3 separate regions of the Mus musculus genome follow, and regions 1 and 3 are each linked to region 2. A link is a loop called in an ENCODE intact Hi-C map of the cell type or tissue named here. Cell type or tissue: gastrocnemius. All regions are shown on one strand. Links, peaks and the distances in the headings refer to the core of each region. The heading gives the core; the rest is flanking DNA. Region 1 overlaps Gm46375 (a long non-coding RNA gene). Region 2 overlaps Syne3 (spectrin repeat containing, nuclear envelope family member 3). Region 3 holds the start of Gm31829 (a long non-coding RNA gene).

What was found. Hi-C counts contacts between places; a loop is a spot of excess contacts. Peaks named below come from ENCODE experiments on the same cell type or tissue, not always from the same donor. Only the 100,000 strongest peaks of a DNase experiment are listed, where the experiment ranks them.
Region 1: it touches region 2 in a loop (4-fold over the local background); 11 of 42 quality-filtered maps call a loop at or near these places.
Region 3: a loop joins it to region 2, with 3 times the contacts of the local background. A loop is called at or near these places in 11 of 42 quality-filtered maps.

What each region holds. Positions count from the first base shown.
Region 1 is chr12:105,008,100-105,018,573 of GRCm38, reverse strand. Gm46375 (a long non-coding RNA gene) reads left to right here. Exons shown (of 2, transcript XR_003950255.1): 2 at 3,562-5,891. It also overlaps a transcript of Syne3 not described here. Among named protein-coding and RNA genes, the nearest start is that of Gm31742, 9.9 kb to the right of the region's middle. In gastrocnemius, for the core only: a CTCF peak has its summit at 8,559; a DNase peak (open chromatin) is centred at 8,641; H3K4me3 peaks cover 2,509 bases; H3K27ac peaks cover 3,027 bases.
Region 2 is chr12:104,950,230-104,955,229 of GRCm38, reverse strand. It overlaps Syne3 (spectrin repeat containing, nuclear envelope family member 3), which reads left to right. Exons shown (of 19, transcript NM_001042699.2): 11 at 924-1,067; 12 at 2,110-2,244. Among named protein-coding and RNA genes, the nearest start is that of Syne3, 46 kb to the left of the region's middle. In gastrocnemius, for the core only: CTCF peaks have their summits at 1,095 (motif pointing left) and 2,609 (motif pointing left); DNase peaks (open chromatin) are centred at 40, 492, 1,103 and 2,588.
Region 3 is chr12:105,099,918-105,110,593 of GRCm38, reverse strand. Gm31829 (a long non-coding RNA gene) reads left to right here and starts at 7,603. Exons shown (of 3, transcript XR_872956.2): 1 at 7,603-8,474; 2 at 9,363-9,677. In gastrocnemius, for the core only: a CTCF peak has its summit at 6,350 (motif pointing right); DNase peaks (open chromatin) are centred at 6,352 and 7,479.

The DNA.
Region 1 (10,474 bases), core at 5,475-10,474, 58 kb before region 2:
AGCTGACTCCAGAAAGTTCCTCTGATCGCTCCTGCACAGCCCCTGCCCTATACACACACCATGGATGGACAAAGACAATTAAAAAAATAGAGCTGAAGCCGGGCAGTGGTGGCGCACGCCTTTAATCCCAGCACTTGGGAGGCAGAGGCAGGTGGATTTCTGAGTTCGAGGCCAGCCTGGTCTACAGAGTGAGTTCCAGGACAGCCAGGGTTACACAGAGAAACCCTGTCTCGAAAAACCAGAAGAAAAAAAAAATAGAGCTGGAGAGAGGCTCTAAAACACATGATGCTCTTGCAGAAGATGAGGGTTTAGGTCCCGGTTACAGTTTCAAAGGATCTAACATCCTCTTCCAGCCTCTGTGGGCACCAGGCTCACAAATGGTGTAGACATGTGTGTAAGCGAAACACTCACACACATAAAATAGGGGGGAAAAAAAAGAAGTTATTTTCTTAAAAAAAAAAAATTAGAGTGATTAAATGGGAGGCAGAGACAGGCAGATCTCTGAGTTCCAGGCCAGTCTGGTCTACAGAGTGAGTTCCAGGACTAGAGCTACACAGAGAAACATTGTCTAGAAAAAGGAAACAAGACAAAACAACAATCAAACAAGAATCTGGACTGTGGGGACTGAGGAGATGGCTTGTAGGTGAAGTGCTTGCTGCACAGTGTAAGAGCCCAAGTTCAGATCCTCAGCAACTATGTGAAAAATGCCAGCCACCCTGTGCACCCAAAACCCCATGCCAGGAAGCTGAGACAGCCAGATCTCAGGGCTTGCTAGCCAGTTACTCTGGCAGAAATAGGTTTAGGGTAGAGAAATCTTCCCTGTTGCAGTAAATAAGGTGAAGAAATGATTGAGGAAGGTATCCCAACATTGACCTCTGGCTTACATGCATATACAAACATAGACACATACATACATACACATATATATACATACAATGCATACACACATATGCATGCATACACATGTATACACACATACATGCATGCATACACACGCACATACATACACACATACATATACACACATTTACACACATACATACACACACATACCTACATACACCTGCACACATAAACACATACATACCTATACACACATGCATACACACATACATACACACACATACATGCTTACACACTTACATACACACACGCACACAAGTACATACACACACACACACACAGTAAGGTGAGAGAACGAGGGGAGGGCCATTGTATATCTGGTCAGGCACATGATAGTTGGGTGATGGTGGGCAAGGGGTTATTTTCTCTTTTCCCCTGATTGTGAGTTGACAATCAAGGCTCCCAAGAAGAGCAGTGGCACAGGCAAAGGATCAGAGTACTGCCCGCCTCCTGGTAAGCCCTTAGTAAGCACAAAGTATCTTTAGTATTCCCCATCATCCAAGCTTAACCCACAACTCACAATCTCCAGAGGGCCTTCCCTCAAACACCCAGGCCTTCTGCTTCTTCTGTCTCTACATTCCTCCAGGAAGTCCACGGTGCAGCACAGCCTGGTTATTTCAGTATCCCACATGCCCCTGTGTTGTTATCCTCACACGCTCTGCAGGAATGTAATTTGTTTTTATTGGACTTCCACAATTCAGAGCTCAGCCCAGAGCATTTACTGGCACACAAACATCCCCTAGTTAGTACACTGGAGGGATAAACAATTAGGAAGAACAGAGCGGGGTGGAGTTGTCTATGGGGACTATACCAAACAACCGAGGATGCGAAGGCGCATGCGCAGAGCGCTTAGGGCGGCTTCACAAGAGAGCACCGAGCCAGAAACAACCAATGTCCCTCTGTAGGGTGATGATTAAACCAGCATTCATCCATACCCTGGGCCAGGACTCAGCAGGGGGAATATGTTAACGATTTGCTAACACCAGAGTAGAAAGAGCCAACCCTAAAAGGTTCCATTCAGTATGTGTCTGATACATGGTTTCATTATGTAGCCCAGGCTGGCCTTGAGCTCTAAATCCTCTTGCCTCATCCTCCAGCATGCAGGGGTTGCAAACTCTGCAGTAGAGAGAACTATCTTAAAATGGGGGTGGGGGTGGGGCTACAGAAAGGAAAATGGTTTGGTTGATGGTTCCAGCATTTAAAAGAAGCAGATGGGACAGACTGGCAGCTTGCTGTGACAGAGTGTTTTGTCTTGATGACTGCTGTGTTAGTGTCCCTCCCTGTGATACTCTATCATTGTTCTGCAAGATGCTGGCAGCAAGGGCACTGGGCAGGGAGAGATACTGCGCAAGGTCTTGTAACTACATGCAAGTTTACAATTATCTTCCAGTAAAACACGTAGTTAAACACGTTTAAAGTAAGCCGGTGGGAGCAGAGAGCATAGCCCTGGATACTCTCCAGGAGATGCACAGGAAGCCTCTTCCAGAAGGCTTTCCATTTTCAGAATTAAAGTTTATCAACCGTAGATTAGCATGTTTTATTTCCATGGAACTTAGCAGAAACAATGTCTAGTCACAGTGTGTCCCAGGATTTTCCCCTATCTAATTACATTAGGGCAGTGGGAGGACAGTGATTGGGCAGGGGAAAGGGAGGCAGAGCTAAGAGTTGCAGAGAGACAAAGAGAGTCTTGGGGTGGGGGTGGGGTGGGGAAAAGGAAGATGGTGGCTGATGTGAATCAGTGTGGCTATGACTAGCCACAGGTTGTTATGATATAAAGGTTAGAATATTGGGCAGCTTTTATCATTATCAATTGGTTCTGAAATTATTGTATTGGCATCTTGTATATTGAGAATTTGTTGATATATAAATCTGATTGGTTAACTGTAAGCATTGAGTCTTGTTTTTACCGGGTTACTGGGTATTGTGGTATCAAAACACGAGAATGGCGGATCTATTTGGTTACTAGAATGTGGGACAGAGCCGTAGTGTTGTGGCTCTATGGTGCAGGTACTAGAGTGGGAACATGGCCCTGTGGGGCCAGAGAGCTGGTGGGTTGAGAGAAGCAGAAGTGAGGAGAGTTGGTGGGTTCATTTTTTAATATTTCCCTCAACAGTGAATGGTGTTTTTTGTGTAACAAGATCAATATCCTCACTTTAAAAATGTTTAATATTATGTGCAAAGGTGTCCCTCATGCATGTGTGTCTGTGAGTCATGTGCACTCCTGATGCCCAGGGAAGGCAAAAGAGGGCATCTGAGCCCCTGGAATTGGAGTTAGATGTGGCTATGGACCACCATGTGGGCGCTAGGAATAGGACCCAGATACTTTGGAAAAACAACCAGTGTTCTTGACTGATGAGCCATCTCTCCAGTCCTGAGATTTTTCACAATTTCTTAAGTTGGAGAGGTAAGCAAGTGATGGTTTTTCCTACTTTCCTCTTGTCTCAGACTGGAAAACTCAGAAGGAACCAACAAGAAGGTGGAGGAGTTGGGGGAGGGGGGGTGCCATGTGTGCAGCAGAAGAAAATGTAAATGTATATAATATAATGCAATTATATAATATACAAATAGAGAGTGAGTAAGAAGTGTTACAAAGAGACCCATTGTTTGTACACTAGTGAAACTTTATTTTATTTTATTTTATTTTTTATTTTGATTCAGGTAGACCTCAAGCTCGCTGTGTAGCCAAGGATGACCTTGAATTTCTCATTCTCCTGATCCCAACTTCTACGTGCTGGGAAACCAGCATGTGCCACCATGCCTGTTTTATGCAGTGCTGGGCATCTAATCAGGACATCTCGGATGTTTGGCAAGTGCTCTGCCAACTGAGCTACATCTTACACCGTTAACATTAAAGATTGTTCTTTGCGTCTGATGCTGTGATAAACACCGGGACCAAGAGCACCTCAGACAGGAAAGGGCTTATTTGGCTCATATTTCCGGGTCAGTGTCCATCACTGGGAGAAGTCGGGGCAGGAACTCAAGCAGGAGCAGAGGCAGGAACCTCTGAGGAGCGCTGCTCACTGGCTCCTGCTCAGGCAGCCATCATAATACAGCCCAGGAACTCACAAAGTGCCATCATCAAGAAGATGCTCACAGACCAATCTGATGGAGGGACTCTCCTAACTCAAATCCCCTTACATTATCCTGGATTGTGTCAAGTTGATGGCTGATGCTAAGTAAGAGGAAAAAAAAAATCTTTTTTTTTTTTTTTTTTGCCTATAATAGAGATGACCCATACCTACTTGGGAGGCTGAGACAGGTGGATTGCCACAAATTCCAGAAGGGGTCGGGCTGCACAAGGATAGCTAGGGCTACAGAGTAGCAAGACTTTGTGAGAAAAAAACAACCATGTAACTGACCAACCAGGCAAGCAAACCTATGAACATTTTAAGAAGTCCAAAACCAGAAGTAACATGGCAGAAAAAAGGCTAGAACCCAGTCAGACACTGTAGAATCCAACCATGCATAACCCCATACTCTATTTCCATGTTCTAAATTCAAGGCAAGGGGTGGGGTCATGGTTCTTTTGGTGGAGGGCTTGCCTAGCACGCAGAGGCTCTAGGCTTGGTCCCTACCACTGCGGAACAAACACAAGACCATAAAGCAAAACAAAACAAAACAAACAAACAAACAAACAAAACACACACACACACAGAAAACTCTGAAAGCAAGGCAGGTCAGTGTTCCTGGGGAGTGCTGGGCAGAGAGGCAGCTGTGAGAGGCTGCACCTACCAGGGCAGTGGGCTCCTGCAGGACCCCAATGGGGAGCTATAAAGTAACCTTTGGAAAACGCTAACACAGAAACAAAACTATTTTGTTAAAAACTGTGGAGAGCAGACTAGGGATGAGAGCTGACCAGCTCTCTGGGGCACCCCAGAAACAGATACCCCAGAACTGGACAGACGCCCCAGAGAGAGCTTTGCATAAGTGTTCCAGCCAACAGCTATCCTAAAAACCAGCCCTGAAAGAGAAGTCAGACAGGAGCCAGGAAATGGGACTAAACATTGCAGGATAGCACTGACACCTCCGGGATTTCTGGACAGGGCACCTCTTTCCTCCGCTCTTGCCTCGCTTTACCCATCCATACAAAGGGCTGTATAAAGGAAGCAACAAGCAACGCCAGGCCATCCCTACTTTCCCCCTTAATCTCGTGTGGAGGCTGAACACATAAACAAACAGGAAATCACACCTACAGAATGCAGGAGCTGCTGGGGAGGCTGGCTGAGCCAGTGTGTAGCAGACCAAGAACTAGCTGTGCCCATTCCCGCTTCCCCGTGAGTGCCTGAGTGCCGGTGGAGACGCATGCACGCCCAGAGGAAGGGGTGGGAGCAGTGGGAACTTCACTTTTTCGGAGACATTTTTGCCTTGCACAAACAGCCCCACAGCGCGTGAGTCAGAATTTCCGAAAGGCATAATTTTAGTGCCCCTTCTTGCGGTTGCCTCTCCAGGCTGTCTCTGAAAGGGGAGGCCTCCGCGGGCGGGGTTTCCTGTGCTCAATTCCAGAGATGACAACGGGGCTCTCCCCAAGCCGTTTGCCAGTATTTTCTTTCCAGATACGTTTTTAAACTTGGTAGCAGCCGTTAATGTCTTCTTAGCTGAGAATTTCGCCCCACGCTTGTACAGCGTCCTTCTTCCAAATGCGTGGGCTGCTACGAAGTGGAAAAGGAGATGGCTGAGTGTCAACCGCGTTTGCTGCCAAGCCTCATGGCCTGAGTTCGATCCCCAGGACCTCCACATGCTCACTGCCGCACTGGACAATTCCTTCAGTTAAATAAAAAAAAATGTAATTAAAGTTTTTTTTTTTTCAATTTTAATTTTTACTGGAGCTAAGGATAGAAACTGTGTGCATGCTAGGCGATGCTCTACCACTGTGCTAAGTTCCCAAGACTAAAAATATTATTTTAAAAAAAGTAAGTGCGGTGTGGAAGTAACCACCCAGTGTGTTCCACCCAGAGCCACGATGCCAATAAATACGTATACATAGTGAAGTCCGGTTTTGATGGATGTGCATATCAGCCTTATGAAAAGCCAAGAGAGTGTTGTGAAAAGTATCAAGTCAAAGATAACAACCTATCAATATATATGTAACACTGTGTGTGTGTGTGTGTTTGTGGTGTGTGCTTGCATGTCTCCATGTAGAAGCCAGAGGTCACCATCTACCAACTGTCCCCCTCTATCCCACCTTGTTTCTCTGAGGCAAGGCCTCTCACTGAAACTTGGAGCTTGTTTCAGTTGCACTGGCTAGAGAGAGAACCCCTGCAGTCCACATCCCCTGCCTCCACTGCCTTACAGATGTGTGCTATGGCGTTGAGCTTTTATGGGAACATTGGTGATGAGCACTCAAGTCTTCATGCTTGCCCAGCTAAGTACTTACCCACTGAGCAGTCTCCCCAGCACTTTAATATCTGATGGAGTTCTGGGGTTCATATTTACCGTTTTTATGTTTTTACCTGTGCAGCACCATTGCTGTCCCCCTCCAGTATTCTAAGGGGTTAACTGACTCACTCGGTTACTACACAATAGAAAGGCAAGGCTTGGAGTTTGGGTTCCTACTGCTCTGAAAGGCTTACCCATGGAAAGGACAGCTCATCTCTGTAAACCCTTCCCCACATTCCCAGAGACTTGCATATGGCTGGCTCTGGAGATGTTAGTTAGATGAAACACTTGGCACAGCCATATGCCAGAGATCCTGGCCATCACATCAGACTCAGAACCATAAAGCAACAGCTCCTGCCAAGCAGACCTGAAGACACCAGGCAGAGAACCATACAAGTGTCTGTTATTAGATTAGACCCTTTTAACAGAAGAGGGAACCGGAGTTGAGTAACCAGCTGCTGGCTGTGAATTGGGGTGATTGGCACTGTCATCTCTGGTTTTTTGCTTATGGATTGTTTAGTTTTGGCTTTTCAAGACAAGGTTTCTCTGTGTAGCCCTGGTTATCTTGGAACTCCCTCTGTAGACCAGGTTGGCCTGGAACTCAGAGATCTGTCAGCCTCTGCCTCCTGGGTGCTAGGATTAAAAGGCTTATAGCCTGTCTAGCTGCATTAGGTCAGCTTTCACTGCAGGTATGGGACTTTAGAGGGCCAATTGCTTGCTCCAGCTATTCACAGAGGTGGCAGAGACAGCTCTATCCCAGAACAAAGTGCCTGAGCCCTCAGTGTCTGGCTTTTAAGACAAAGCTAATTACATTCTCCTAACTGCTCAGAGGAGGACGGTAGTAAGGATTTAACAAAGGGATGCAGGTTGAAAGCCTTATCCAAAGGTGAGAATTATAGTTACTGTAAGTCACTGCTTGCTTGGCTGTTGTGCTAGACCAGGGGAGGCCCTTTGTGTAGATCTTCTCAAAGTAATTATGTCTTAATGAATGGGCTCCAACTAAGGCGTGGTTGAGCCTCTGGCATTCTGCTTCAAATTGGGTCCACCTCCAGTGTTAAGCTTAGAGCTCTACTTAACTCTGCCTCTTCCAGAATACTCTCTCTCTCTCTTCCCCTCCCCCCACCATTACTCTCTGGTTTTGTTTGACAAATTAATCTCCTTAGGACAATGGCTTTTACATTTATTTATTCTGCCAGCTCTGCCAAGAAACCACAGAAGGCGACCGTGTGACTGACCTTGGGCTTGTGTTGAAGACTTTGTTGTTATCTATTAAGTGGACTGGTCACTCCTAGGTCGTGAAGACAGACTCTCACATGGTACTAGGTTTCCAAGTTGTGTTCTCTTTAGCAGCAGGCGCTTCATTCAGAAGACCCAGACTCAATCGGAAGGATCTGTTGCTGCCTGAAAGAGATAACTCTGGAGCCCTAGGGTGTTTTGTTTTGTTTTGTTTTGTTTTGTTTTGTTTTGTTTTAGTGAGGTTGAACAAGGTCTGAGGGCAGGGGAAGGGAGCCGGCCTCTTCTTGAAAATCCTTGAAATCCCACTGGTGGAGTTAGAATGGCCCTAGGCAGTTACAAGTGCAAAGGCCCTGAGGCAGAGAAGAGAAACACTTTCTCTTCCGAAGCAAGGTTAAGTGGGTGGAGCCCAAAACAAGGATTGGCCAATGACATGGGAGGATGCTGATTGGTTGGGGGGCGGGGGAGGGTGAGCAAGGCCAGGACACCAGAGAGAGGAGATGGACATTCTTGGGCTTGGGCTTTTTGGGAAGTTCCCATGCAGTATGGGTGGCTAGAAGACTGAAGAGTGGGAAGGGCTCTGTAGAGTGCCTCTTTCAGGTTGACTGATGGCTGCCATTTCATTCTTGTACTTGGTGCTGTTGCCTGTGTCGCTCTCTCTGCTCTGTGAGGGTAACACCTGCCATCCTCTGATCCCCTCCCCAAGTCTGGACAGGTAGGATAATAGCTTCCCGAGGGCCTCCTCCTGGGTGGTCCCCACGACTCTTTGGAATGGCAGGAGGCAGATGAAGACGCTGGATCGGATCTGGATTGGCATGGACAGACACAGTATTCCCGCCCTCCTGAACTTTGGTTTGAGAATTGTAGCGGGGAGGTTCGTCCTCCGCCCTGGTTCCCCATTTGCAGTGTGGCGGGGCTCCGGGCGGGTCCCTAGGGGGGCGGGGCAGTCGCGGTGTTCCCCGCCCCGCCCTGACCCGGCCCCGCCCCGCCCCGGAGCCGCCCGGGACGCAGGGTGCAGGAGGGACTCGGCCCAGCCGCCGGAGGCGCCGCACTCCGTCTGCTCCGGGCAGGGTGAGTAAGGTCAGGGCGGTGGGAGGCAGCACGGGGCTGCGGGGTATCGCGCCCGGTTCTCCAGCGTACCCCTGTCTTGACGCGTCCCCTGGGATCTGCGCCGCGGGAAGTCTGGGGAGCAGGGGAGGCGCGCGGGGGCGGCGGCCAGCGTGACAGCTGCGGGCGGGCGGAGCTTCGGTTCAAATGCAACCGCTCCACCCGCTGCGAAATCCTGGGCACCCTAGAGTCTTGGCCCCAAGACGCCGCAGTGCTGGGGGCTGCTCCTCCCTGGGGCCAGGTAGCTTCTTCGGTCTCCCCTCTTCGCCTTTAGAGGCTGGCAGACTTGTCAACTCACAGGTCCTCAGGTCCCGGAATGTCCCATTCTGGGAATTACGAGCTCGCCAGGGAGAGCCCAAGAGCGCGCAGTGAGGAAGGGAAGTCCCACCCGGCGCGCTCCGTTTCTTTCAGTCACCTTGTTGTGCAGACTTGGGCCAGCCGCACAGCCTCGCTGATCCCCATCAAACCACTCTAAGGGGAACTTATATGTTGGCTTCGCTTGAAGTCAGATCTGGAGCCCATTCCCTGGGTGGGTGTCTCACACATCTTGGTTGGCCTCTGCTTCAAAACTGAAAAGTGGTGAATTCAGCCCAGGGTTCGTGACATTTAATCTCTTTGGCTTTGGGACGTATCCCCAGTGACTTGGAGCCCTGCTTCATCTCTGTAGGGATGGCTTCTTTCTATAATGGATAGCCAGGGTATGCTTGTGGGGTGACTTTAGTACCAAAGGGGGGTGTCACACCCCATCCTTCGTGGGTGGGAAAAAGCGACTCTGCTCAAGACCAGTGTGTCATGCTCGTACTGCAGCCACACAGGATAGCCCCTTTCGTGTACCCAGGAGAGAAGAAACAAGCAGAGAGAGGGGGCGTGACTTGCTCAAGGCGGCACAGTCTAGATCCGTTGCGCAGGAACTTGGCTCTCTTGAAGAGCTTTCTTAGCCTCGCCTCTTGCTGGGGGAGTGGGGAGGGGCCAACAGCTCATAGGGGGCAGGAGCTGGGAGGTAGGAAGGTGATCTATGCCAGCGGGCTGTTTTGCTGGGTTTCCTGTGAACTGTGCCCCAGAGGGACACTCTAGCACACGTGGGCTCGCACATTCCCCGGGCCTGCTGACAGTTACAGCTGAGCCAAGCTGCTCCCCGCGTGCCAGAGAGGCCCCTCTGGGGGTGGCTGTGTAGGAATGTACCAGGAGGCCTTATTTCTGGAGTCACTGAGGGAGGGATGAGAACCCAGGATCCTTTGTCCCCTCAGTGCGGCAAAGACCTCAGGGTGTGGCAGAGCTGTTCTGCCTCCATGGGAACAACTGCCCACTCTCCTGGGGGTCTTTGCACGCTTTCGAGTGACTATGGACTTAGCCCTGTCTGGGCAGCCCCTCCACCTAGTGATACAGAGACCCGTGGTTGCTCAGGGAGCCTGGTGTGGTCACATTGGACAGCATGACTGGGCAGGGAAGTATTACCTCCAAGGGACTGTGGAGTCTGTAAGCCCAGAAGCCTCTGGCCCCCAGTGTCATTTCGCTATAAGAGAAAGGGTGGTCAAATCAGATGGCCACTTTGGCCTCACCTGAGTATGTAGCCTTGGGCTAGTGGTTTTACCTGTCAGCTTCAGACAGGGGGCACCCCAGCTCCCCACAGCCCCTATGTTATAAAGCTTATGAACAGTAGGTGAGAGATTCACAAACGGTGTTGTGTGTGCTGTGGATATGGCAAGGATGAGTGATTTGGTGTTTTGGGGTGTGGGTGGGGGGCTTGAACAGGAGACCTGAGATCTTCTCTGTTCTGCTCTTTTCCTCTCTGCCTTGATTTCCCCAAATCTGTTAAACAGTCCATGCTCTGGATCACTTCCCTCAATACTGGGAA
Region 2 (5,000 bases), core at 1-5,000:
CTATGGTCTACTGGCGTTGGCTCTGGGCCAGCCACCTGCTAATCTTTGTCCAGCTGACACTCTAGGGGAGGTGCTGCCTGCCGTTCACCCTGTTTTACAGGTGAGGAGAGTCAGTCAGGATCTCCTGGCACGGGCTCAGGGCTCAGGCTACATCACCTGACTCCAGTCCAACAACCTCACCTCATCAGAGGGCTGAGGCAGGGTTGCAGGAGCTGGGGGGAAGTCAGACAAAAAGAGAAGTCTTCACTTTCAAACCACTGAGGCTGCTGCACCCCTAAAGGGGTCTCAGCAAAGAGACCGGTGGTCCTCAACCTTCCTGATGCTGCGACCCTTTAATACAGTCCCTCATGTTGTGGTGACCCTCAATCATGAAATTATTTTTGTTAACGGCCCCACTCCATGGACTGGAGTTCCCAACTGAGTAACTGTAATTTTACCACTGTTGTGAATAATAGTGTAAAAACATCTGTGTTTTCTGATGATCTTAGGTGACCCCTATGAAAGGGTCATTCAACCCCATCCCCCACAGGGGTCACAACCCACAGGTTGAGAATCTCTGGTCCACAGGCTGCGGCAGCCTATAGGGCTCTATATAGGGTTCTGGCATTGAAGAGGCCAGTGTCTGTAGGGCACTGGTTCAACTCTGTCTCTATAACAGAGTATAGAGAGGAAATGAGTAGACTGAGATGTGTTCTCAAAAATCATATTTATAATAAACTTCTGGTGAGAGATCTGGTGTACAGGGGAGGGGCAGCCTGCACAGACAATGGCTAAAGTGTGATAAGGGGACACAAGGTTGGCCCACCAGGGAGGGCTTCCTGGAGGAGATGGTTTAGGAGTTCATTTAAAGAGAGCAGCCCAGCCCACTGTTAGGTCTTGCAAAGCACTATAAGAAAAGCTCTTATTTATGCTTCTATTTGCAGAGCCTGCTTGTTCAGCACAAGGACTTTGGGGTGGCTTTTGATCCCCTAAACAGGAAGCTCCTAGACCTCCAGGCCAGGATCCAAGCAGAGAAAGGGCTTCCGAGGGACCTTCCTGGAAAGCAGGTCCAGCTCCTAAGGTTGCAGGTGAGGAGCTCTGTTGTCTACTTTGTAGCACCCCCTTCTGGCAGTTTGGGTCCATTACTGCCGGGATGGCGTGGGTCTCAATGGAATCTCTGCTTATTCAGTGGGCAGTCCTGGCCTCAGCTGGGACTGTTCACACACACACACACACACACACACACACACACACACACACACACACACACACATACACACACATACACACTCCCTGAGCTACGGAGTCTTGAGTCTAACACAGCAACAAGCAGTTCTTTGGGGCTCTGAAGTCTGAGGAGGGGTCAGGAAGCAGAGAGGGCAGTAAATGCTGGCTTTCAGTTCGGTTCTCTTTTTATTCCCTTTGGGGACTCCAGCCCATGGGGTGGGTCCACCATAGTTAATGTGGCTCTCCCCTCCTCAGCTCATCGTATTTGGAAACTCCCTCATAGACACAGCAGAGGTGTCTGCTAGATGATAAACATCTAGTCAGGTAGACGATGAAGATTAAGTGTCCTAGGAACTTGGAGGCTTTCAGTTGAATAAACCAATTTTGAGATTAGGAAGGGATGCTTTCTATCACGTGTGGACCGCATACAGGCAGGTCACTGGCAATCACTGGCCGGCTGAGGGACCTTACTGGTTTTTATCATGCACACGACACGGTGTTTATTGTTTTAAACCCAAACATGATTCGTGCATAAGCTGACAGTGTTCTCTGGAAAACATTAAGCATGCTACATTTGAGTCTTTAATACTGAAGTAGGTCTAATTCCGCATAACAACCAACGGTCAGCAGGTGGGGGTCCAGACGTGGGTTTCTTTCTCAAGATGCTGTCTGGGATCTTTCCTATAGTTTATTTTTATGGTGCCCCAGGATATTTGTGTCTGAATTTTAAAGTTTCATTTGCCCTGAAGAAGAATCTATTGGACCACCCAAGTGGTACAGCCACTGATAGAGGGACATGCTAGCCTGGGAACCCATCTCAGCCCCTGCCCTACTGGGCCTCCTGGATGGAGGGTCTTCTGGATGGAGGGGAGGTGACCCAGCTCACTTGTTTTTCTATCGCAGGGGCTGCAGGAAGAGGGGCTGGATCTGGGGACACAGATCGAGGCTGTGAGGCCTCTTGCCCATGGGAACTCTAAGCACCAGCAGAAAGTAGACCAGATCTCCTGTGACCAGCAAGCCCTGCAGAGGTCCCTGGAGGTAAGGGACCAGTGATGTGCCTGAGCTGTGAGAGCCAGGTCCTACACTCCTACAATCCTGGGTCCTTTCTCCTTTCAACCTCTCTTTGTCCTCATCCTCATTTCTGTAACTTCTGACTGCTGAGCAGTTCCTGTATGCCAGCTGCTGTTCTGGCTCCTGTGGTGGATGCAGCATGCACGGACAGACAGACAAGGGCCCTGCTTTCCTGGGGATTGGGTGGGTGGATCAGTGAGTGGGTGAGTGAAGCCAGGGTTTCACATTGTGAGGAGGGCCACGGAGGGAGAACAGAAATGGTGGCCTTGTCCCAACACCTGAGGGGTGTCCCTCAGCCCTGGCAGCTTCAGAGCCTTGTCTGCAGCGCCCTCTAGTGGCCACATGAGCGCTTTCAGGTGCACAGGTTTGATTGTACTCCCTGCAACTAACTGCTTGTTCAGAACTTCAGACTTCTTGACATTGGACTGAGACAAATAGAAATGCAGGCTCCGGGATCCCTGCACAGCCTGACCTAGTCAGGCCAGGGTCTGCCTTTGAACCAAGACTCATGGAGTTCAAGCTGGTCCCTGGCAGTGCAGCTCAAGGAAAAATCAACTCTAGGCTAACTTCTACTCTACCTGGCCCTGAACACCGTTTCCACTGGAAACATCTTCTTTACATCCAGAAGTTAGTAGGTGGACACATCGATGTCACAGGCAACTTAGAAATGTCTAGAATAGAAAGAGATTCTTAAAGAGACATTGCAATCAAGTTATAGGTAAATGGCAAGCCCTGGTCACAAGGAAGGGACATGGCCACTAATGTCACATGAGGCAGCATGACCAGCAATACTAAGTCCTTTGTGTTTAGGATGGGTGTGTTCCCAGAGAAGCCAATGACCTTGTTAGAGCTTTAAAGACCTCCTTGCACCTGTGTGTTAGAGTTAGAACCCAATCCCAGGACATGTGAGACACAAAGGGCACGGGACAAGTCTGTCTCCTTCCCTCCACGTGGTGGGAGCACCTATCACACTTACATTGTGTCTTAGTTAGGGTTTTACTGCTGTGAACAGACACCATGACCAAGGCAACTCTTATAAGAACAACATTTAATTGGGGCTGGCTTATAGGTTCAGAGGTTCAGTCCATTGTCATCATGGTGGGAACATGGCAGCATCCAGACAGGCATGGTACAAGAGGAGTTGAGAGTTCCACATCTTCATCTGGAGGCTGATAGCAGAATACTTGCTTCCAGGCAGCTAGGATGAGGGTCTTAAAGCCCACACCCACAGTGACACACCAACTCCAACAGGGCCACACCTACTCCAACAAGCCACACTTTTCAATAGTACCACTCCCCGGGTCAAGCATATTCAGACCATGACACATTGTCTGTTACTTTTGGCTCCTGCACCAGGCTTGGCCCCAGGAGTCTCCAGGAAGCATGGTGCCATACACAGGGCCTGTGGCATACACAACCCTGCCCCTGAGTGGGGCAGACCTTGAAAAGTCTGGTGACTTTAAATCATCCTTCACTCACAGCTGAGTCACTTTCATGTCCTGTCATCACCATGACCAAGGATTTGACAAAGACAGCGTGTGAAGAGAGGGGCTTGCTTTGGTCCACAGGTCCAGAGTGTAGTCCATTATGGTTCAGGGAACCATGGTGGCCAGAACTTGAAGCAGCGAGTCTCACTGTAGCTTTAGTCAGATCAGAAAGTATTGAGCAAGGAACGCTGGAGTCCTAGGCAGCCCAGGCTGGTCTTAAACTCACAGAGATTCAACTGCTTCTAGTTTCTCCCCTTTTCATGATGTCTTAGACCCTGGCCTGCAGAGTGGCACAGCCCACATTATGGTGGGATTTCTCACCTTAGCTAATGAACCTAGGCAATCCTTCAGAGACATGCCCAGAGGCTTGTTTCTGAGGTGATTCTAGATCTAGTCAAGTTGACAAGCAAGATTAACTGTCACATATCCACAGGGAGTGTGCTCCTGTGCCGGAGGCCACAGGTCCCTATGGCAGGAAGCTGTCGTGGGTAGTTAGCTACTGTTGGTATCCTGACCCTGGTACTGCAGGCTCAGAAAAGCAGGGTTTAGAAAATGAGGTTATCTTTGACAGAGTTATTGAAGGCAGATGCAGAATGTGGGATGCTGAACCCATCTTTGGACAATATCTAATTACAACTCAGACTTTATGGACTTTTCAAGCCCCTTGGCAGGGGCCTGGCATCCCGTAGCTTTGCCAGTGGTTTTGTTTTGTTTGATTTTTTTAAATATATAGGGAGATAGGGTCTTTGGGAGCCTAGCATAGAGGCATGAGGCCTTCAGGGTAATGTTGTGAGAATAGTGGCTGCAGGCTGGAGTCTAAATGGCCCTGGTGGGCAGAAAAGGGGGCTCAGAGAGACCCAGGCAAGGAGGCCAGAAGCATGGAGAATGGCCATCCTTCTGAGGACAGTGCCCATCCTTCTTGGAGACAGAGATAAGAAAGGCCAGTGATTCAGACTTCTGAGAATCTGACAGGCCCAGGAAATAGGACCCAGGAAGAAACAGAGGGAGAGGGAGGGGGAGGGGCATGGGGATGGGGAGGGAGCTTTGCAAACTTTTATATAGAGTTGTGTTTTTTTTAATTTTTTATTAGGTATTTTCCTCATTTACATTTCCAATGCTATCCCAAAAGTCTCCCATACCCACCCCCCCTACTCCCTTACCCACCCACTCCCACTTTTTGGCCCTGGCGTTCCCCTGTACTGGGGCATATAAAGTTTGTGTGTCCAATGGGCCTCT
Region 3 (10,676 bases), core at 3,329-8,328, 150 kb before region 2:
AGAACGCTAATTGCAGACGCAATTGTCCATCTAGCTTGTGCGGGGCTGGGGCTGGAACCCTTGACCTCCTTCACGCTGAGCAGATGCTCTACCACTGAGCTACAGCCCCAGCCTGATGTCTTCTGGAGATGGCTACTGCTGAGATGTGCTGTTGCCTGCAGCCGGGCTGGACCACAGACATCATGCGCCTGCTCACCTTTGCTTCCAGGCTGGATAAACAGTCTAAAGCATCCTTCATTGGCCCCTACAGGGTCTTCAGGGAGGGGGTCCCAGTTGTGATCCTTGGCCTGCTGTTCTTATCCAGCTCTTGCTCGGGGCTGTGTACTGACCCCCTACACACTGAGGCACACCACAGGTCTTTCACACTGCATCCAAACTGGAGCCAAATCCACTCAACCCACTGTGCTGGCATCTGCCTCTATGCTCTCCTTCAGCTGAGGGAGGGAACATGGAACTTCTGCCCCCTTTCCCTGGAATCTCTGAATTGTTTTCTGACCTGGGTCTAGACAGGCAACTGACTTGTATCATCCCGAATCTCTTACCCAATCCTCATTGCAACACTCCTGGGACTGGTGGGGCTTCTCAAGGTCCCCAGGCCTACTGAGACTCTTAATGTCACTGCCCCAGGCTAGAAGGTGACTCTTGCCTCAGAAAAAGCCGATCCAACAGTCCTCACGGCTCAAACAGGAAGAACTCCAGAACCATGTGGACAGGTCACAGGATATTGACTGCAGTGGCTGCTCGAGGCCCCTGTGTGTAGCAGGCAGATACTGGTGACCAGAGTAGCCCCAGGCTAACCAGCTGTGCTGATGGACTTTCCTAGACTAAGTCCCAGGCCTAGTCTGAGGGTGAGAAGCAGATTTGCCAGCTGGAAGCAGAATCATTGTAAGGAAGAGCCCAGGGGACAACGCAAGGCAAGGGCCTGCTTCAGGCTCAGTGGTGCTAGGGACAGAGAAGGGCCTTCCTGGCAATCAGAGCTGAGGCTGTTCCTACCCCACTCCCACACACACACCCACACACAGCAGAGCTGTCTTTTGGCACTAAACACCAATAACACTGAGAGCAGAGGAAGAACAAGGCTATGAATGTTCCTCCTGGGCAGCCCGGGCAGACTTGAGTGTGTTCTATTTTTATCCAGGAGTGCTGTGCTCTGCACTGTAAGGGAGAGGCTCGTTTTTTACACAGGGAGGAAGACTTGGTCATGGGTTGGCTCTGAAAGAAAAGGTCAGGGTCTCATGGTATGTATGTACATACATGTGTGCATGTGTAAGCACCCTGTGCTTACAGGTGTGCATGTGTGAATGCATACAGGTATGCATGTGTGAGCACCTTGTGCACACATGTGTGCATGTGTGTATACCATGTGCATACATGTGTGCATGTATGAGCACCTTGTGCACACAGGTATACATGTGTGAGCACCGTGTAGAAATAGGTGTGCATGTGTGAGCACCTTGTGCATACAGGTGTGTATGTGTGAGCACCTTGTGCATACAGGTGTGCATGTGTGAGCACCTTCTGCATACACGCGTGCATGGGCAAGCACCTTTGGGGCCACCCAGAGAAGGATCAAATGCTACTGCTGAGTAGTCCATGAGCTCACTGTTGCTTCTAGGCTGAACACAGTCTGAGCATCCCTCTCAGACTCCACAGACTTGCTCAAAATTCAGGAAATGAGGCCCAGCTGAATTCCCTTCCCTCCTGCTGGTACCCTGTCTCTGTTCTAGGCTACATGCCGCCCACCCCACCACCACATTGAGGTGCGTCCATGATTTCAGCCTTTCTTCACTCTGCATCCAAACTGGGGCCGAACCCTTTCAATCCTCTCCTCACCTCTCTGTTCATCCAGCATTAAACTATATAGAACCCACAGCTCTCTCCTCCTTTGCCCCCTCTCCCAGACCCCCACATTAGCACCTCCCCAGGGATGGAGAGTAGCCCCTTCTCGCTCCTGTCTCCTACCCCACGTGGCAACAGCTTCCTCCTCAGCTCTGCTTCCCAGACCTGTGGCCACTCGGTTCCCACAGTCTTGCAGAAAGATAGAACCAAAGGTTGTCAGCATGTAGGGACAGGGAAGGTTGAGCGCGGCACTGGTAGACAGTGGATCAAAGCACCCAGGGCATTTGTGGTTGTCTTAGAACAGGGGAAGGGAGGAAGGGAGGAAGGAAGGGAGAGAGGGAGGGAGGGAGGGAGGGAGGGAGGGAGGGAGGGAGGGAGGGAGGGAGGGAGGGAGGGAGGTGAGGGGAGGGAAGGGGAGGGAAGGGAAGGGAAGGGAAGGGGAGGTGCACGCACAGGACATGGTGACAGGTCTCGGGAGGTAGAGACAACTAGAATAGGTATGGGGAACATTCCTTAAGAGATCCCAGTCTGGGAACATCCTTAGGAGACCCCAGTCTGGAAGCATCCACAGAACATCCCGGTCTGGCAAAGTCCTCAGGAGATAGACCCCAGTCTGGGAACACCCAGCACTGAGACCTTGTACTAAGAATCAGCAAAAAGCCACCAGTTAGAAACCTAGGTACCTTCCCCTAACTATCCAAGTAAAGCATACACCATTCCCTCCCCTCTCAAGAGGCACCATGGAAACACATCTGTCCAACAAGGGAGAGGAGGAGAGAGTCCGGAGGGAGGGGAAGTGTGTGCCTGGAGACCTCTCTCCATCCTACAGGATGGGAAGCCCTGCCCCTCCCTCAGACACACCTAGGGTAGTCATGAAAAGAAGCTTCCCTTGAGGCTGGGGTGTAGCTCAGTGGTTAGAGCTCCTGCCTAACATGCACCAAACAAACCCTGGCTCAACGCTGAGCACCACATAAAGCCAGGCGTGGTAGAACAAGCCTATAAACCGCACACTCTGGAGGAGGAGCTAAGAGGGCTGGAAGCTTAAAGAGTGTCCTTGCCTACATAGTGAGTTCAAGGCCAGGATGGACTGTGTGAGACTCTGTCTCAAAATACAAGCAAACAAACAAACAAATAGGCAAGCCATCTGCTCGCCGGCAGCAGGGATCCCCAGTGAGAAATACAGTTTGATACCTGTTTTAGGGATCTCTAGAGACCAGTAAGAAAGATTGGATAGATAAGTGGGTGGGTGGGTGGATAGATGGAGAGAGAGACAGGTAGGCAGATTTACTATAAAGTGCTCCAGGAAACTGGGGCTCCACTCTCTTAAGTAGCATAGTGGCTAGACATATACCAGAGTAAAACGGCAAATTTTAAAAACTCAATCATAATGGCTAAGAATTAATCATATTTTACTAAATTCCAAACACTGTCCTAAGACCCTTACATGTCACTCTCCTTGAAGAAAAACAAAATGAGTCACATTAAGGAAAAACAAAACAAAACAACAAAAACCTTGACTGGGCTTGGTGTTCAGACTTGTAATCTAGCTACTCGGCTGACTGAAGCAGGAGGGTCACAAGTTCAAGACCTGCCTGGTCATAGAGTTCAAGGCCAGCTTGTCTCTAGGACCACCTTCAATAAGAAGGATTCGGGAAAGGAGAAGGAGATGGAGGATGAGGGGAAGAGAAAGTAGGGAGAGGAGGAAGAAGAGGAGGATGCGGAGATCAAAACTCTCACTATCAGGTTTAAAGGCTGGAGAGACGGCTCGGTGGTAAGAGCTGGCTGGTTCTCCCAGAGAACCCAGGTTTGATTCCCAGCACCCATGTGGCAGCTCACAGCTGACTGAAACTCCAGTTCCAGGGGACCTGGTGCCTTCTGGTCTCTGAGGGTACTTCATGCATATAGTACACAGACATAAATGCAGACAGAACACCATACAGATTAAATATAAATGAATAAACAATTTTAAAAGCAGCACTGTGTGCTACAAGATGAACAATGCCTTCAAGATCTGGAGGAGGGTCCAGTTACCCTGGACCCCAAAATCCAGTTACATGATGCAGATGAGGGTAAAGTGGAAGGTCTGCAGGCAAGCGAGGACTCAGGGGGACTCTTCGTCTCTCTTAAGAAGCTACTAGGAAAATGTACTTCAGGAAAAGAAGAGAAAAACGTGCATTAAAAGATAAATTTCATTCAAAAAACCAGAGAGACAGAGAAGTTTCAGCTGAGCAGCTTAATAAATTTGAGCCTTTACTCCCAACATGGGAGGCAGTGGCAGGCAGATTTCTGAATCCAAGACTGCCCAGTCTACAGAGCAAGTTCTAGGACAGCCAGGGCTACATAGAGAAACCCTGTCTTGAAAACAAACAAACAAACAAACAAACAAGCTCATTAAAAAAATATGCTTGTGCATAAAAACAACAAGTTAGAGATTTGACCGATTAATGGGGTAGCTACAGGTGCTGTGACCAGTTCAAAATTAAGGACAGGCACTCTCAATATCAATACACATAGCTATGGCCAAGATATACAGGTATGGATGGAAGATAGCCACCATCTTGGGATTGGTACCAAGCTCAAGGTCAGCTGCCAGAGAAATGTCTGCTCTCAGTCATGCATAGACTGTAGAATGCTTGTGGCATTCTACGGTTCCACCAAACTTCTTCATCCACAAGTCAACAACACTTACTAAGCCCCTCAAACTGGTCAGGCACATGGGACAAATCATACATGCCTTGTACCCTGCTGTTCAGCTCACAGTGTAACAAGGCGCTGCTGCTGCTGCTCCTGCTGGTACTGCTGCTGCTGCTGCTGCTTCCCTGCAGAGCATCTGTGAGTGCCCCACCACATCCCTAGCTTTGGCTCCCACCTCTCATCTCTGGAACTACCCATGGGTTGACTGATATTCACTTGCATTTGTGTTATCTCTTCAGACTCACCCTCCATTCTGCGCCCAGAAAGGCATTACCCAAGCCTAATATCATCTGACATTTTGCCCAAAACAACAAACAAACAAACACTCCCAATGGACGTCCATTATTTTTAGGATATGGCAAAACATTTTTTTGGATGGCCAAAGGATTGCTTGACCCTCACATGCAAGCTGCCTCAGACATATTGGTCCTGACTCAGTGCCTGGGAGTTTCTGCAATGAGCTCTGGCCATCACCTCACACAAATGCATCCCCATGTCTTGACTGTTATGTCTCCTCTTGCATGTGACCTCCATCAGATGGACTCTACCCTGCTTCTGTATTCCAGAAGGTCTCCCCTGAATCCTCTTTCCCCACAATCCTATGGTTTCCTATAGCACCAGGCTTGTACCCTACTTCAATACAGACGGCTGTACGAGATTTGAAAATGTTCTCAGTGTGTCTGTACTGGCTGGTGTTGTGTGTCAACTTGACACACGCTGGAGCCATCACGGAGAAAGGAGCCTCCCTTGAGGAAATGCCTGGGTTCTATAAGAAAGCAAGCTGAACAAGCCAGGGGAAGCAATCCAGTAAGCAGCATCCCTCCATGGCCTCTGCATCAGCTCCTGCTTCCTGACCTGCTTGAGTTCCAGTCCTGACTTCCTTTGGTGATGAACAGCAATGTGGAAGTGTAAGCTGAATAAATCCTTTCCCCCCACAACTTGCTTCTTGGTTATGATGTTTGTGCAGGAATAGAAACTCTGACTAAGACAGTATCTTTTCCACTGGGAGAACAAAAATGATGCCTCCATTTCTGTATCATCAGAGGCTGGCCTGGAGCTCAACACCTGGACCTGTGGAATATTTTCCCAAAAGATGAAGGGTGACCTTTGACTTTCTTCACCTTTGGTCCTCCTGAGTGAGGAAGCTACTTAGCTCTTCTCTTCTACACTCAAATTGCCTCCCCGAGATCAGGATGCCTGCTAGGACTGAATATTTGTGAGCCCCAGAAGTCATATTGAAACTCTACCCTGCAATGTGACTGCTTGTGGAGATAGCACTTTTATGGAGTAATTAAGATTAAATAGACTCCTAAGGACAGAGGTCTGAACCAATGGGGTAAGAGTCCTTACATAAAGAGGGGAGTGTGTGTGTGTGTGTGTGTGTGTGTGTGTGTGTCCAGACACATTCATAGAGGAAAGGCCAGGTAAGGACACTATGAGAGGACAAATGTCTGCAAGAGAGGTACAGAACCCTCCTGGACCTTGATTTTAGACTTCACTTCCAAAACTATAAGGAAATAAATTTGACAGTTTTGTAACCGAAGTGGGCTAATACAAAGCTTACACAGTTCCGAAGCCACCCGATCTTGTCAAGGTCCAAGACCTCCTGGGATCCAGGACCTTGTTAAGAACCTGAGGACAAAGAGGCCACTTAGAAAAACCTAAAAGATCAACTCATCTCCCTTCTCTTCATCTGGATTGCTTCTAGACATTGGTAGACAGGAGTAGGACTCTCCAGAGTCCTGCTCAATGGGTCTGTTAGGGCAGCTCATTTTTCAAGACCCTCTCCAGGCAGCACAAACCAAAGAACCACCAGGGGGCGCACACACTTCTGCTGTGAACGCAGCACCAGCAGAGCTCTTTAGAAAGCCACTTGAAATCCTACATTAGGAGCCTCAGGGGCATGTTTCCAACCCTCTGACTCCACTTCTGGGAGAGCATCCCATGAAATGACCTAAGTGCAAACATTATAGACATTAGAGCAACGAGATTTAGAACGGAGAGAGATGGGGGAAAGACCACATGGAAAAGGCTACAGAATGTTTAAGAAAAGCATGATGTAATCCCTGATAAAAACATGAATATTATATGTTACGTCTCCCTTACAAAAGATTTTAGTGGGGCTGGAGAGATGGCCCAGCAGTTAAGAGTTCATGGTGCTCTTTAGGGGGACTCATATCACAACCACCTGTAACTCCCGCTCCAGGGGATGCAATACCCTTTTCTGGTATAACTTCATCTGACGGACCCCTTGAGTGTTGCTGTGACCTCCAGAGCCACCGCCGTCCCACTCTCTAGCCCCTGAGAAGCGCTAATCTAATTGACATTTCTAAAATGTCATTGTTTCAAAATTGCCATGAAATGGAGCTGTAAAGCTGGTCTTCTTTGGGGACATTCTCCATTCAGCACAACTCGCTAGAGATTTATCCATGTTGTAGCTGTCAATACTTCGGTCTTTTTTGCTGTAAACAGCATCCCATGGTTCTGATTGCCCCCATTTAACCCTTCCTCTGCCGAAGAAACCTGAGCAGTTCCCAACTTCTGCTCTGAATAAAGCCACTAGAACAGTGGTCCTCAACCTGTAGGTGACAACCCCTGTGGGGGGTCAGATGACCCTTTCAACGGAAGGGGGTCTCCTAAGACCATCAAAAAACATAGATATTTACATTACAGTTCATAACAGTTGCAAAATTACAGCTATGAAGTAGCAATAAAAATAATATTGCGGTTGCGGGGGGAGTCACCACAACATGAGGAGCTGTATTAAAGGGTTGCAGCGTTAGGAAGGCTGAGAGTCACTACGCCAGGATTTGTTTGAGAATAATGAAGGGATGTTTTATTCATGAAAGCTGTCTAGCTGTTTTCCAAGGTGCTCTCCCTCTTCCTGACAGTGGTGCCCACGTGACTGTGCCTGCTCCCTGCTCACTCTTGCCAGTATCTGGCAGCAGCTCAGCAGCTCTTTGCTTCTAGCATTCTGACAGGTGTGCTGTCTCCTAGCTTTAATTTGCATTTCCTCCCGGTTGCTGCAGCTGCGCATGCTTACAGGTTCTCCACTGCCATCCATACCTCATCTTTACTGACGTGCCAGCTCCTGTCTGCCCACGAGTACGACTGTTAGGTTGTATGGTTCTTTCCTGATTGAGTTTCAGCATCCTTTTCTATATTTTAGCAGATGTAAAACCCCAGGTTCAATCCTCAGCAACAAAATAAATTTAAACAGACCCAGGAGCCATAAGGAAAACCTAAGCAGACGTCCGGGCTCCCCTCACAGTCCCTGGATTCAAGAGATAGAAACTCCTCATAGACTTCTCCTAAGCAGGGTCTTCTGAGGAGGGTGGGCATCACGGGTGCCTCTTGGATGCCCAGGGAGGTGAGTCCTGCCTGGTTAGAGTCTGCATAGAGACCCGTCCACTGAGCATTGTACTCAGTGGTGCCTAGATTTCCTTGATATCTACAGTATGCAAGACTCCACACTACTTGCTGGTAGCATAGAACCCTTGACAACTGCTTCTCTGAAAAAGGACTTGTCATCTGTCCCAGAAGGCAACTGAAAGTGGGCAGAGGCCTGAGCTCTCTGCCTGCATTGTGCATCTATCTGCTTTGTCTCTCAGCTTCAGGCAACAATCCCTCTGAACTCTTCAGATGGGCGCACTGATCTCATAAGGAGTGTCTGTCTAAAGCGGCAGGCTCCTCACCCACCTCAGCCCCTTTGAAACTGACGATTCCACAACCAGGGAAATGGGGTGTTTTATGTCAGCTGCCTGGGAGTCTCCAGGCATTGTCCTGAGCCTGCAGCCATCTTGGATTCATCAACTTCAGGGCTTCATTGACAGATACATGGGAGCAGAGTTGTCCTCACAAACATCAAGGACATCCTTCTTCACTCTGCAGCTTGGGAACTCCGTGATCAACTGGACCACTTGGTAACCAAGGATCCTCAGGTACACACACACCTGCATCCCTCCCCCTTGCCCTGACCCTCATCCCTCCTTTTAACCCATGTCAGGGCCCTGACGGTAGGCTGAGAGGCCTCACCTCACCCTTAAAATCTCTTCTTGGCTTTCTGTAACTCTGGCCTTTTGCTTTCTGGGGCTGCGTGGCCAGATCTGATGTGTGAGGAAACGCCCCAGAGTCTGTCCCGTGGCTACAGCGAGATGCTGGGGGCAACACAAGTCAGCACTGAACACTGCGTGTGCTTCTGGCCTCTCCAAACCCCAGGAGAGCCAGCCTCTGCCTTCACTCCTCCCATGAGGGGCTGAGGGTGGGGCACCCCCCCCCAAGATGATGCCTCCTAAGTGCTGAGGAAGGACCTTCATTTTCCTCTCGATGTAGCTCCCAATTCCACGCACCATCCAGATTCTAATCCTACGCACTGCTTCATCCTGATACCGTGCCAGCCAATTCCGTTTTCTGAAACAGCCCTCCATCACTTTGGACAAGGCTCATAAAGAGAAAAGGGTCTCACATGCCAAAGGACTCGCCTTGGGCTCGGGGGCTACCAGCTCCAGATACAAATGTGTGAACCTCCTTCAGTTAGGAGGTGCAATGGCTACATTGCACCCCTGAGGATGAAGATAAACGCATCTTAACTCTGAAAGCCTTCGAGCTGAGTGGGAGTGGGGAGGACGAGGGAGGGGGGAGTGTCTTTGGGCTTGGGGAACCACAGCTCAACCTGTGATGGCTAAGGCCCCTTGTTCTGTGAGCTGTGGGCTTTGTTCATTATTTCCAGGAGTCTCAACTGCTCACAGAACATGCCTGACACCCACAAAATGAATTTCATACTTCACAATGATCCGGTATTGTTTAAATCAGCATTTTTCTTCCTCCAGGAAGGCTCCCAGCAGTACAGATGAAATTAAAAATTTTTCCAGAGAATATGGATTATAAAAATGCTTCAAAGGTCTCAGAGGTGGATGAAACTATAGAAAAAGACCTCCGAACCTGCTCTTCCCTCATCACACACATCAAGGGGATCCCGGCAGGTGTGATCTCTGGCTTTGTCTGTCAGCTGGAGGAAGAGGCCCACCTGGTAAGGCTGTCTTTACAGAGGCAAAGATGACCAGGTGCAGTGACCAGCAGCTGTCAACTCCGGTCTCACCTCTGTACCTCCCCCCTTCATACGGCCGCCTGTGGTGACATGAGCGGTAGGCTTACTTTATTCTTTTCCACTTGTATGTGATCGTGTGTGTGCATGTCTGCATGTATATGCATGTATGTATGTGGGTGGGTCTGTGTGCACGCATGCATGTGGGGTCAAAGGACAGCCTCAGGGGTCAGTTCTCTCCTGCCACCATGTGACCCCCACAATCAAACTGAGGCCATTAGGCTTGGGGTCAAGTGTCTTTCTCTGCTGGGACATCTCGTGGTTCGATGGTGGGCTTTCAAAAGGTTTCCTGGATGCTTTCAAGAGACTGGCCCGTGCTGGCTAGATCATAGATTTAAAGGGCTTGAGACTCGTCTTCTTCCTCTTCCCTGTCCCCAGCTTCCTGTACTAACCCTTCCAGACGTCTGACCCTCTAGCCAGCTCCTCTAGGTGGTTAGTAGACTCCCGCTACTCAGGGGGAGCTGGGGTAAAGTGTGCTGTCTCCTGTCCCCATCTGATTTCAGGCCAGTGAGTCTGAGGTTCCAGTTCATTCGTGAACCTCTCCCTTGTGGGAGGACAGTGCAGCCATGTGGCCCTAGGCACACTGTCTTGTTCTCTGGGACTTGAATGCCGCGTTAGGTAGGTTCTAGTTCTACACACTGCTTAATCCTGATAGTGTGTGTGTGTGTGTGTGTGTGTGTGTGTGTGTGTGTGTGTGTGTTTGGGGAATCCTGGATGATGAACTATGTATTCTGTTAAAAGCTTCCAGTGCTGATTTGAGAGGCATGAGCTGCATACACGGCACAAGCCCTTGCTTTGCAATCACACTGACCTGAGTCCTTTATGCTGCCCCTTCCCAGCTGGGTGAACTGGCCAGTGGGGAGTCTGCAAAGTAGTTTCTCAACTCTACTGTGCGGGAATCACCTCGGTGCCCTGTGAGGCAGGGACCCAGACTCAGTAGGGCGGGAGTGCCTGTTTTCCACACAGTCCTACATGAAACATGATCACATGCTCCTACATGAAACATGACGGCCCGTGCCTTTCCCCAAGGCCACTGGTC